2 separate regions of the Homo sapiens genome follow, and region 2 is linked to region 1. Evidence: chromatin loops called from intact Hi-C (ENCODE). Cell type or tissue: transverse colon. All regions are shown on one strand. Links, peaks and the distances in the headings refer to the core of each region. The heading gives the core; the rest is flanking DNA.

Region 1 (5,381 bases), core at 112-5,111:
TTTGAGACTTGTTCCCCAGGCTAGAGTGCAATGGCATGATCTCGGCTCACTGCAACCTCCACCTCCCGGAAGTGATTATCCTACCTCAGCCTCCTAAGTAGCTGGGATTACAGGCACCCACCACCATGGCTAATTTTTTTGTATCTTTAGTAGAGACAGGGTTTCACCATGTTGGCCAGGCTGGTCTCAAACTCCTGACCTCAGGTGATCCACCCGCCTCTGCCTCCCAAAGTGCTGGGATTACAGGCATGAGCCACTGCGTCCTGCCCATGTCTTCCAATTTCATCCATGTTGTTGTTAATGAGAGAATTTCTTTCCTTTTTTAAGACTAAAATTCCATTGTGGATATATGTTACATTTTCTTTATTTGTTCATCTATTGATGGACATTTAGATTGGTTCCATAATTTGGCTAGTGTAAATAGTGCTGCAGTGAAAATGGGAGCACAGACATCTCTTTGACATACTGATTTCAAATCTTTTGGGTAAATACCCAGAAATGAGAATGCTGGATCACAATTTTATTTTGTTTTATTTTATTTATTTTATTTTTTTTGAGACGGAGTCTTGCTGTCACTCAGGCTGGAGTGCAGTGGTGTGATCTCGGCTCACTGCAACCTCCGCCTCCCAGATTCAAGCAATTCTCCTGCCTCAGCCTCCTGAGTAGCTGGGAATACAGGAATGCACCACCACACCCAGCTAATTTTTTTTTTTTTTTTTTTTTTTTAGTAGAGACAGGGTTTCGCCATGTTAATCAGGCTGGTCTCAAACTCCTGACCTCAAGTGATCTGCCTGCCTCGGCCTCCAAAAGTGGTAGGATTACAGGCATAAGCCATCATGCCCAACCTGGATCACAATTTTAAATAAGAAGTGTTGGCAGGGATGTGGAGAAACTAGAATCCTCATATTATATTATTGGTGGAAATGTATAAACAGTACAACCATTTTGGAAAACAATCTGGCAGTTTCAGTAGAAAGCTAAAACTGCCTGGGCACTGTGGCTCACGCCTGTAATCCTAGCACTTTGGGAGGCTGAAGCAGGAGGTTTGCTTGAGCCCAGGAGTTCAGACCAACCTGGGCAACATGTGGAGACCCCATCTCTACAAATTTTTTTTCTTTTTTTTTGAGACGAAGTCTTGCTCTGTCACCAGGCTGGAGTGCCATGGCATGATCTCGGCTTACTGCAACCTCCGCCTCCTGGGTTCAAGCGATTCTTCTGCCTCAGCCTCCCGAGTAGTTGGGATTACAGGTGCGCGCCACCACGCCCAGCTAATTTTTGTATTTTTAGTAGAGATGGGGTTTCACCATGTTGGCCAGGATGGTCTCGATCTCTTGACCTTGTGATTCCACCCGCCTCAGCCTCCCAAAGTGCTGGGATTACCAGCGTGCGCCACCGCACCTGGCCAAAAAAAATTTTTTTTTAATTAGCCAGGCATGGTGGTGAGTCCTGTAGTCCTAGGTAGGAGGATCACTTGAGCCCGGGAGGTCAAGACTGGAGTAAGCCATGATAGCAACACTGCACTCCAGCCTGAGTGATAAAGCATGGCCCTGTCTGAAAGAAAATAAAAAAGCTAAACATAAATTCACCATAGAACCTAGCTATTCCACTCCTAGGAATCTACCCAAGACAAATAAAAACATTAGTCCACACAAAGACATGTACGTGAATGTTTATAGTAGCGCTATTCATAACAATCTCACACTGGAAATCATCCAAATATACATTAACTGGTGGCTGGATAAATAAAATGTGGTATGTCCATACAATGGGATGTTATTCAGTAATTAGAAGAGATGAAGTATTGATACATGTGGAAACACGAGTGGACCTTGGAAGCAGCGTGCTAAGTGGAAGAAACCAGACATAACAGACTGCATTGTATGAGTCCATTTTCTTTTTCAATTTTTATTTATTTATTTTTTGAGACGGAATCTCACTCTGTCACTCAGGGTGGAGTGCAGTGGCATGCATGATCTCAGCTCACTGCAACTTCCACCTCCCGGGTTCAAGCAATTCTCGTGCCTCGGCTTCCCGAGTAGCTGGGATTACAGGAACCCACCACCATGCCTGGCTAATTTTTGTATTTTTAGTAGAGATGGGGTTTCACCATGTTGGCCAGGCTGGTCTCGAACTCCTGACTTCGTGATTCACCCGGCTCAGCCTCTCAAAGTGCTGGGATTACAGGCGTGAGCCACTGCGCCCGTCCGTATGAGTCCATTTATATAAAAGGTCCACAGAAAGGCGAATTTCTAGTGACAGAAAACAAAACAGTGGTTGCTTAGTGCTGGGAGTGGGAGCAAGGATTAACTGTAAATCAGCACAAGAAAACTTTTTGGGGTGATAGAATTATTCTAAAACTGGATTATGGTGTTAGTTGCATAATTCTAGAAATGCACGAAAATCTTTGAAATGTACAGTGCCAATGGGTAAATATATAGTAAATAAATTACATCCCAATAAGTTGTTTTTTTTTTAAAGCGTAGACTCTTATTATTAAGACAATATTTGTATCTTTTATTTAGCTACAGAGTCGCTACAGGAATAATACATTTTTTGGGGGTGGAGGGCATGACAAAGTTTAAATTTTTAAGAAGTAACCCAAAGGAAAACATTCTAAAGAAATATTTCAGTTTCTTCCCTGAGACCTCTGAGTTTTTTTACTCTCCTGGGTTTATTCATTAAGGCCCTGTCTTCTGAAGATGTGCAGTGACCTCTGAGTCATCAATCACTTAAAGGTAAAGAGGTCCCAGGTGTACTTTTAGAATAATGGGTTCAATTCCAAAGTAAGACATGAAGGGAGGACCAATTGCCTAGATCCAGGTCATCAGTAGGCTAGACCTTCCTGTCCTGCGTTCAAAGTGAGTATCTGGAATTACTTGAAACTCCAAGATTAGGTTGTTAAACAACATGGTAAGACCACTACCCAAATTTAAGTTAGGTGTAAGACTTAGGGCTTCAGATGTCAACAATACCAAACCATAATAGTCACCATTGTCATAAAGTGGGTGCTCTCCAGATATATCAACAGTACACCTGGAAAGTCCATCGTTTTCCAGAATTTTCTACAATAATATACTGGTCCCTAGCAACAGTTACCATATAGATGATTAAAAGACACTAAAATTTTTATTTTAAAATGCAGTTTTTATCAATATACAACAGATACAGAAAAGCAAGCATATCTTAAGTGCTCAATGAATTTTCAAAGGTAACATCCCTTCTATAACACCAACAAGGTTGAGAAATAGAAGATCACCATCACCCTGGAAGCCCCTCAAAGCCCCTCCCAGCTACCACACTCACTCTCTTCCTCAAAGATAACCACTATTCTGACTCTTAACACCATACATTTGTTTGCCCAGTTCTGAACTTTATATAAATGGAATCAACCACACTGTATGCACTCGTTTTTGTCTGGTTTATTTTACACTGTACATAAGTCAACCATAGTCTCTTGTAGGAATATGTCAACTATTTATTTATTCATTCTATTATTGATGTACATTTGTATTGCTTCCAGGGATTTTGGCTGTTATGAATAATGCTGCTATGAACACTTTTGGGTTTGTTTTTTGTGCATTATCTGTGGACATTTCTGTTGAGAATATATCTAGGAGTGGATGTTGGCTGCTAGGGTATGTGTATGGTTAGCTTTAGTATACATCATTTTATTTGGCCAAAATCTAGAAAGCCACTTGAAGTGATGTAAGTGTAAACATACCTAAATGGAGAAATTTCCTAAATGTAAACACACGTTCATTCTTCATCAGAACTGATGGAGCAAACACTGTCACAGGCAGGACAACTGAGTATCAGTCACGAAGTTAGTGGAGTGTGATGTCTCACCAACATCACTTCGGAAGCCATCGCCTCCGTGGGGTTCGGGCCTTGGGAAATGAGCCCCACATGAACTTCCTGGCACTCCTGCCAGCTCCTTTCAGTGGAGTCTGGATGAACAAGGCTCATAGCCCTGCCTTGGCTTTGATACAAAGGAAAATATTAGGTGTGTTCAATTTCCCTCTAAGGTCTGGAAATCAATTTACCTTTTTTCTTTCTTTTCCTTTTCTTTTTCTTTTTTTTTTTTTTAAGACAAGGTCTGTCACCCAGGCTGGAGTGCAGTGGTGCGTTCTTGGCTCACTGCAGCCTCAACCTCCTGGGCTCAAGTGGTCCTCCCACCTCAGCCTCCTGAGTAGCTGGGACTAGAGGCACGTGCCACCACACCTGGCTGATTTTTTTTTTTTTTTAATAGATGCAGGGTTTCACTATGTTGTCCAGGCTGGTCTCAAACTCCTGGGCTCAAGCGATCCACCTGCCTCGGCCTCCCAAAGTGCTGAGATTTACAACTTATTTTCTTTAAAAAACAAAAAAGCCAGGGGTAATTATTAGCACACAATTGCAGGCTGAGTCTCTCAGTTCCTGGAGGACACTTGTCTGCTGCTTTCTGGAGCTTGGTGGTCCTTTACCTCTGGGCAGGGCTAAAAGCTCTTGCCTGTGACTGGTTCTTCCTGGTGGCTGTGGGCTCATAATCTACCCCATGTCAGAGTCCATCTCTGACAGGATTTGAAGCCAGGGCAGCTGGATTCAGCTCACAATGCTTCTAGTAGGATATTTTCATGGCCCAGGCTAATCTTAATAATCCAGTGTTTGTCCCCAGTGAAACCTTCCAGGGAGTTTCTACATCAGTTTCACTTCATGGTCTCTGAATTGGGTGTCCACTTGGGTTTGGGGAAGACTTTCTATGAAAACAAGGATCCCTTTGGCTTGCTGCCTATCCGTGGAAGTTGAAGCGTTAGTCAGAATTCCGACCTCAGACGCTTTTACACCCTAATGGGCCAGGCTGCAGAGAGGGCTCTATCTTCTTTTCTTTTAACTTTTCTTTAAAGTTGGATTCCTTCTGTAGCTGCTTGTTCTCTTCCATGTCTCTAGGGTATTTGTTAGTATACACAAGAAACAGCTTCTTGAATAATGTCCATTATAGCTTCGCATTTAAATGACAATGACTTCCTCCCTCTCCCTCTCCCTCTCCCTCTCCCTCTCCCTTCCCTTCCCCCTTTCCCCCTTCCCTCTCCCTTCCCTCTCCCTTCCCTCTCCCTTCCCTCTCCCTTCCCTCTCCCTTCCCTCTCCCTTCCCTTTCCCTTCCCTCTCCTTTCCTCTCCTTTCCTCTCTTTTCCTCTCCTTTCCTTTCCTTTCCTGTCTCACAGGGCTTGCTCTGTTGCCCAGGCTGGAGTACACTGGTGTGATCATAGCTCACGGCAGCCTAGAACTCCTAGGTTCAAGCAATCCTTGAGGCTCAAGCTCAGCCTCCCATGTAACTGGAACTACGGGCACGCACCACCACGCCCAGCTATTTAAAAAAAAAAATTTTTTTTTATAGACAGGAT
Region 2 (5,381 bases), core at 382-5,381, 120 kb after region 1:
AACAAGTACCCTTATTTTGACAATACTGACAGTTTCTTACATTGAATGGAAGATGTAGGCCGGGCTCTGATTAAAAAAGGAAAACTTCTAATATATTGCTTGGAAGATGGTTTCTACGATAGTCAAAGGAAAACAGTTCATTGAGTTGTCACTAATTGTAAATGTTTATCAGCCTAGAGAAACTAAGACTGAAAGAAGACAAAAAATTGAAGAGAAAGATCCAAAAAAAAGAAGCAAAAAAGTTAGCACAAGAAAGAATGGAGGAGGACTTAAGAGAAAGTAATCCACCCAAAAATGAAGAGCAGAAAGGTATGCAGAAGCCAAAGGCATGATAAGAATAATATACTCTCATTTAAATGTATAAATGTAAGCATCTTTTGGGCCTTATATTCATCATTATTGAATTGAAATAAAGATTTCACTTAGTAATTTAATACTATCACTGTCTTCTGTTACTCGAAGACAGAATTGGGTTGGTGTAAAGAACACTGAAAAACCTTTCAGAGATTGTATTCCCACTGAAAAACCTTTCAGAGATTGTATTTTAACTTTCTGTGCTTAATGACTAAACATATTTATTGTATATAAAGTTAAGGTAGTTGATGAGGCTGGGTTAGGATTGTTGAAGGAAGTGGCCGTATTTTAGGGGAACTAAGTTGTTTTTTTTTTTTGTTTTTTTTTTTTGAGACGGAGTCTCACTCTGTTGCCCAGGCTGGAGTGCAGTGGCGCGATCTCGGCTCACTGCAAGCTCCGCCTCCCGGGTTCACGCCATTCTCCTGCCTCAGCCTCCCCAGTAGCTGGAACTACAGGTGCCCGCCACCATGCCCAGCTAATTTTTTGTATTTTTAGTAGAGATGGGGTTTCACCGTGTTAGCCAGGATGGTCTCGATCTCCTGATCCACCCTCCTCGGCCTCCCAAAGTGCTGGGATTACAGGCATGAGCCACCACGCCTGGCCTAGAGGAACTAAGTTTCAAATGCTACTACATGAATGGTTCAGAATGAAGGGTGTAAAATGCTTACTTTTGGTATGTTTATTTTAGCGTACACTTTCATGTCTTTTCAAAAGTATTGTTAAGTGTTTATATTTCTAATTAAAGTTTCTTGAGTTTAGTAAAACAGTATAATCAATCTGAATCATATTTTATATTATGTAATTTTGTTATTTCTAAGTTTATGTAATTGTGAATTAGTCCTATTTATCACTTTAACCATTGTTATTTATCCTTAGAAACTGTAGACAATGTTCAGCGTTGTCAGTTCCTTGATGACAGAATTCTACAGTGTATAAAGCAGTATGCTGACAAGATTAAATCCGGCATACAGAATACAGCCATGCTTCTCAAAGAATTGCTTTCTTGGAAAGTTTTGAGCACAGAAGACTATACAACCTGTTTTTCTAGCAGAAATTTTCTAAATGAAGCAGTGGACTATGTTATTCGCCACTTGATTCAAGAAAATAACAGAGTAAAGACAAGAATATTTCTGCATGTTTTGAGTGAGCTTAAAGAAGTGGAGCCCAAATTAGCCGCCTGGATCCAAAAACTTAATAGCTTTGGTATGTCCCTTTATATTCCAGAGCAATAAACTTTAATACGAAGGGGAAGTGTAGGTCTCTGAGTCATTTTCATTTTCCTGCCATATAATTTATAACTTTAAATGCAGGACTATAAATTTGTATGGTTAAGAATACTTTTCCAGTCCCAGCTACTTGGGAGGCGGAGGCAGGATGATTGCTTAATCTCAGGAATTTGAGACCAACCTGGCAATGTTGCAAGACCTGTCTCTAAAAGAATTTTTTAAAAAAAGAACTAAATATATGAAGGCCTTTAAAAAACAGAAAAACTATTACACACACACGCACACCACAATTTTTAGGTTATTTTATAGATAGGTTACAGTATACTTCTTCAAAAGGTGCAATCTAAGGAAAGACCAGTCAGTAAAGAAATCCAGACCTATATTAGACTAAACTATTTGTAAATGTGTAGATGTGTGAATACTAGGCACAACCATGGTAAATAACACATCCTGGAGTCTGCCCCCTGCTCAGGAGCTGTGTTGAGAAGACAAATCTATAATTCAGATTCTTTGAAGAAAAATTTAGAGGCAAGAGTGGATGAGACTAATTGCTCAGGGTCACCTAAGGCAAATCTGTATCTAGAGATTAAGAGGAACATATCCTAGGGTTGGACTGAGCTGTGGTAAATCACAGGATTATATAACTCTGTACTGTGTTCTGACTTTCGTAACTTGGCTGGGAGAAGGGAAGAGTGAGCAAGCCCCCTGCCCTCCCCTAAAGCAGGCGCTTTGCCTAAAGCCATGCAGGACTGCAGAAGGCAGCTGCAGATACAGTTGTTGTGTAACACGAGGTAGGGATGCTTTGGGCACCTACCAGGGCACTATTTATCTTGCTGACTGGATAGCAACTGGCCTAGCACAATAGTTCATTCAGTCGGCAGCTATTAGATAAGAGGCTAAAGTACGCCACGGGAAAAAGGCAGGGCCTTTAGCCGCAGACCACAGAGTGAGGCCTGCTAAGCCTCTGCCAGCCGTCCCCACCTGTCTGAATGTTTAGAAACGTGGGGCTATTAGAATTCTAGGGTTTCAGAGAAGATACTGGTCAGCTTCTGCCAGAAGAGACGATGTAAGATGGCAGCAAGCCTGGCATAGTTAGACAGCTGAACATGCCTGCTTTGAACATAGATCCTCATGGATTTGTGATCCCGGAAAGTTATTTTTAAGTGACAAGATTGTCACTAGTGAGTATCAAGTAAGCAAATTATAAAGTTAATGCTTGCTTTAACATGCTTTAGGAGATACTCAGGACTGGAGAAATAGGTTTGCCTGGGTTATGCTACACGGTCAAGACTGCCAGCCACTGTTCATTCAGGTAAATGCAGCACTTGAGCCCTCCAGCTCACTGGCAGGAAAGGGTGAACATGTCTTTTGATATAAACCATGTGTTTTTTTTGTTTGTTTGTTTGTTTTTTTGAGACAGAGTGTCGCTCTGTTGCCCAGGCTGGAGTGCAGCGGCGCGATCTCGGCTCACTGCAAGCTCCGCCTCCCGGGTTCACGCCATTCTCCTGCCTCAGCCTCCCGAGCAGCTGGTACTACAGGTGCCTGCCACCACGCCTGGCTAATGTTTTGTATTTTTAGTAGAGACGGGGTTTCACCGTGTTAGCCAGGATGGTCTTGATCTCCTGACCTCGTGATCTGCCCACCTCGGCCTCCTAAAGTGCTGGGATTACAGGCGTCAGCCACCGCGCCCGGTCGATATAATCCATGTTTATTCTGTAGATTAAAGGTATCATTTTAATAAGGATATATGTATACTATTTAAAGTAGCAATTTTTATTTAAAGTTGTGAAATGAGTTCAAGCATGTTAATTAGTAAGGCTGTTACTACAGTCCTGAAGTAAAATGCACACTTACTTAAATAGTAAGTAAAGCAGTTTTCATTTCCTGGAATTTTCTTCAATAAAACGACTATTGGGTGGACTTACATCATGCACATATTTACCATAAGAGAGGTCCAGTTTTTATGTTCAGCAAAAGATGAAGGGAGGAAAGGAGGAAAGGAGGGAGGGAGAGAGAGAAATAATAGAGCACTAGTGAGATAAATTTAACATCCCAATAGTGAACACTGCCTGCCTGCATTCCCCTCACTGACCACAAGCTCTGACGTGGATAGGGAACGGGAATGTGCTATTTTTTCATTGGGCTCTCATAAATCTTTTATTGTGTGAGTATTCTACATGGTCCCTTATTCTGGTGTTTAAAGATCCTAATTTTCCTGCAACATGATCTCTGCAAGCTAACTCTTTAATCCAGAAGCAAGCAGTCTAGGATAATTTTGACTCTGAGCAATCTCTGCTTCATTTGTTGACTTCATTTGTTGACTAAGGCCCTCGGAAGAAGTGACCGTTTTATATTAGAGGCATGATGGAGAAACTGGACAGAGCTCCTTTTTGCTGGCTGTTCATCAGGAGTGGGGCTTCACCGTCATTTCAGTAGGAGTCTGTATGAGATTGTAGTCACCTGTTTTCTAATTTGGAGAGTGGAGAATAAAAGTAGGCATACTGACCACCTTGATTTTTGTAGAGAGGGGTGAGGACCCACATTTTGGGGAATAAGGAATGTTATTTTAGGTGTTGGGGAATGGGTTTACCCATTTCCTCTTTTAGACACATTTGGGAAGATTCTGCATATTGTTGATGTTTTATTACTATGGAATCCATATAAAGAATCATAAAATCTTGCTAGTTTATACTAATTGGAATGAAAGTCTTTATGAATTAGTGAAAACATTGTTTGGGTTTGTTTTTTTTTTTAGAGATAGGGTCTTGCCCCATCACCCAGGCTGGAGTGCAGTGGCGCCGTCATAGCTCACTGTAGCTTTGAAGTCCTGGGCTCAAGCAGTACCCCCACCTCAGCCTCCCAAGTAGCTGGGACTACAGGCATTTACCACCATGCCTGGCTAACTCTTTTTTTTTTTGTAAAGATAGGGGTCTTGCTATGTTGCCAGGGCTGGTATTGAACTCCTGGCTCAAGTGATCTTCCAGCCTTGTCCTCCCAAAGTGCTGGGGTTACGGGCCTAAGCCACCATACCTGGCCTCATTGTTATATTTTTAAAGGAATTTAATGCTATACTTTCATCTCCTAGGTCTAATAAAGGTAACTATGATAGTAGAAGGCTTTGGCCCACATTATTCAAATCTAATAGACAAGAATTATTATAATTAGCCTAACAATGTTAAATGGTGTTTCTAAAATGCCCAATAGCTTGAACGAATCTGTTCTCAACTATTTAAATGTTTTTGCTGAGAATATAAGCAAACTATAATCAGCTGCTTTCAGAGATGTGAAACTAAATGTGATTTTACAGTAAATAATTTCCCTCCTCTTCTGATTTGGGTTTTGTTTTTATTACAGGCTTAGATGCCACAGGAACTTTCTTTTCTCGTTATGGAGCATCTCTTAAACTGCTTGATTTTAGTATCATGACTTTCCTCTGGAATGAGAAATATGGTCACAAACTAGACTCTATAGAAGGAAAGCAACTTGATTATTTCTCTGAGCCAGCATCATTGAAGGAAGCCCGTTGTTTAATATGGCTGCTAGAAGAACACAGAGACAAGTTCCCAGCATTGCATAGTGCTTTAGATGAATTCTTTGATATAATGGGTATGTGGACTGAGTTTAGACTTATATTACATTTAATCTTAAGGGGGAAAAAATCTGTGAAGGACCTAGCTTGTTTAAATATATAACAAAGAAAATAGTGAAAATTATTATGGTACAATCAGTTTATGTGGGGAAGTTAGTGATTAACAGTAGCAATTTTTTTATATCATGAAGCTTTTTTACTTTATCAGTTAA

The links. Hi-C counts contacts between places; a loop is a spot of excess contacts. Peaks named below come from ENCODE experiments on the same cell type or tissue, not always from the same donor. Only the 100,000 strongest peaks of a DNase experiment are listed, where the experiment ranks them.
Region 2: it touches region 1 in a loop (8-fold over the local background); 1 of 110 quality-filtered maps calls a loop at or near these places.

Annotation. Positions count from the first base shown.
Region 1 is chr21:37,034,657-37,040,037 of GRCh38, forward strand. It overlaps LOC124905017 (a long non-coding RNA gene), which reads right to left. Exons shown (of 2, transcript XR_007067859.1): 2 at 1,880-2,249. Among named protein-coding and RNA genes, the nearest start is that of RIPPLY3, 31 kb to the left of the region's middle. RefSeq lists a silencer at 10-174. In transverse colon, for the core only: no CTCF peak of the experiment used is centred there; no DNase peak of the experiment used is centred there.
Region 2 is chr21:37,151,721-37,157,101 of GRCh38, forward strand. TTC3 (tetratricopeptide repeat domain 3) reads left to right here. Exons shown (of 46, transcript NM_001330683.2): 26 at 173-309; 27 at 1,231-1,557; 28 at 4,935-5,186. Among named protein-coding and RNA genes, the nearest start is that of TTC3-AS1, 40 kb to the right of the region's middle. In transverse colon, for the core only: no CTCF peak of the experiment used is centred there; DNase peaks (open chromatin) are centred at 1,721 and 2,461; H3K27ac peaks cover 2,330 bases.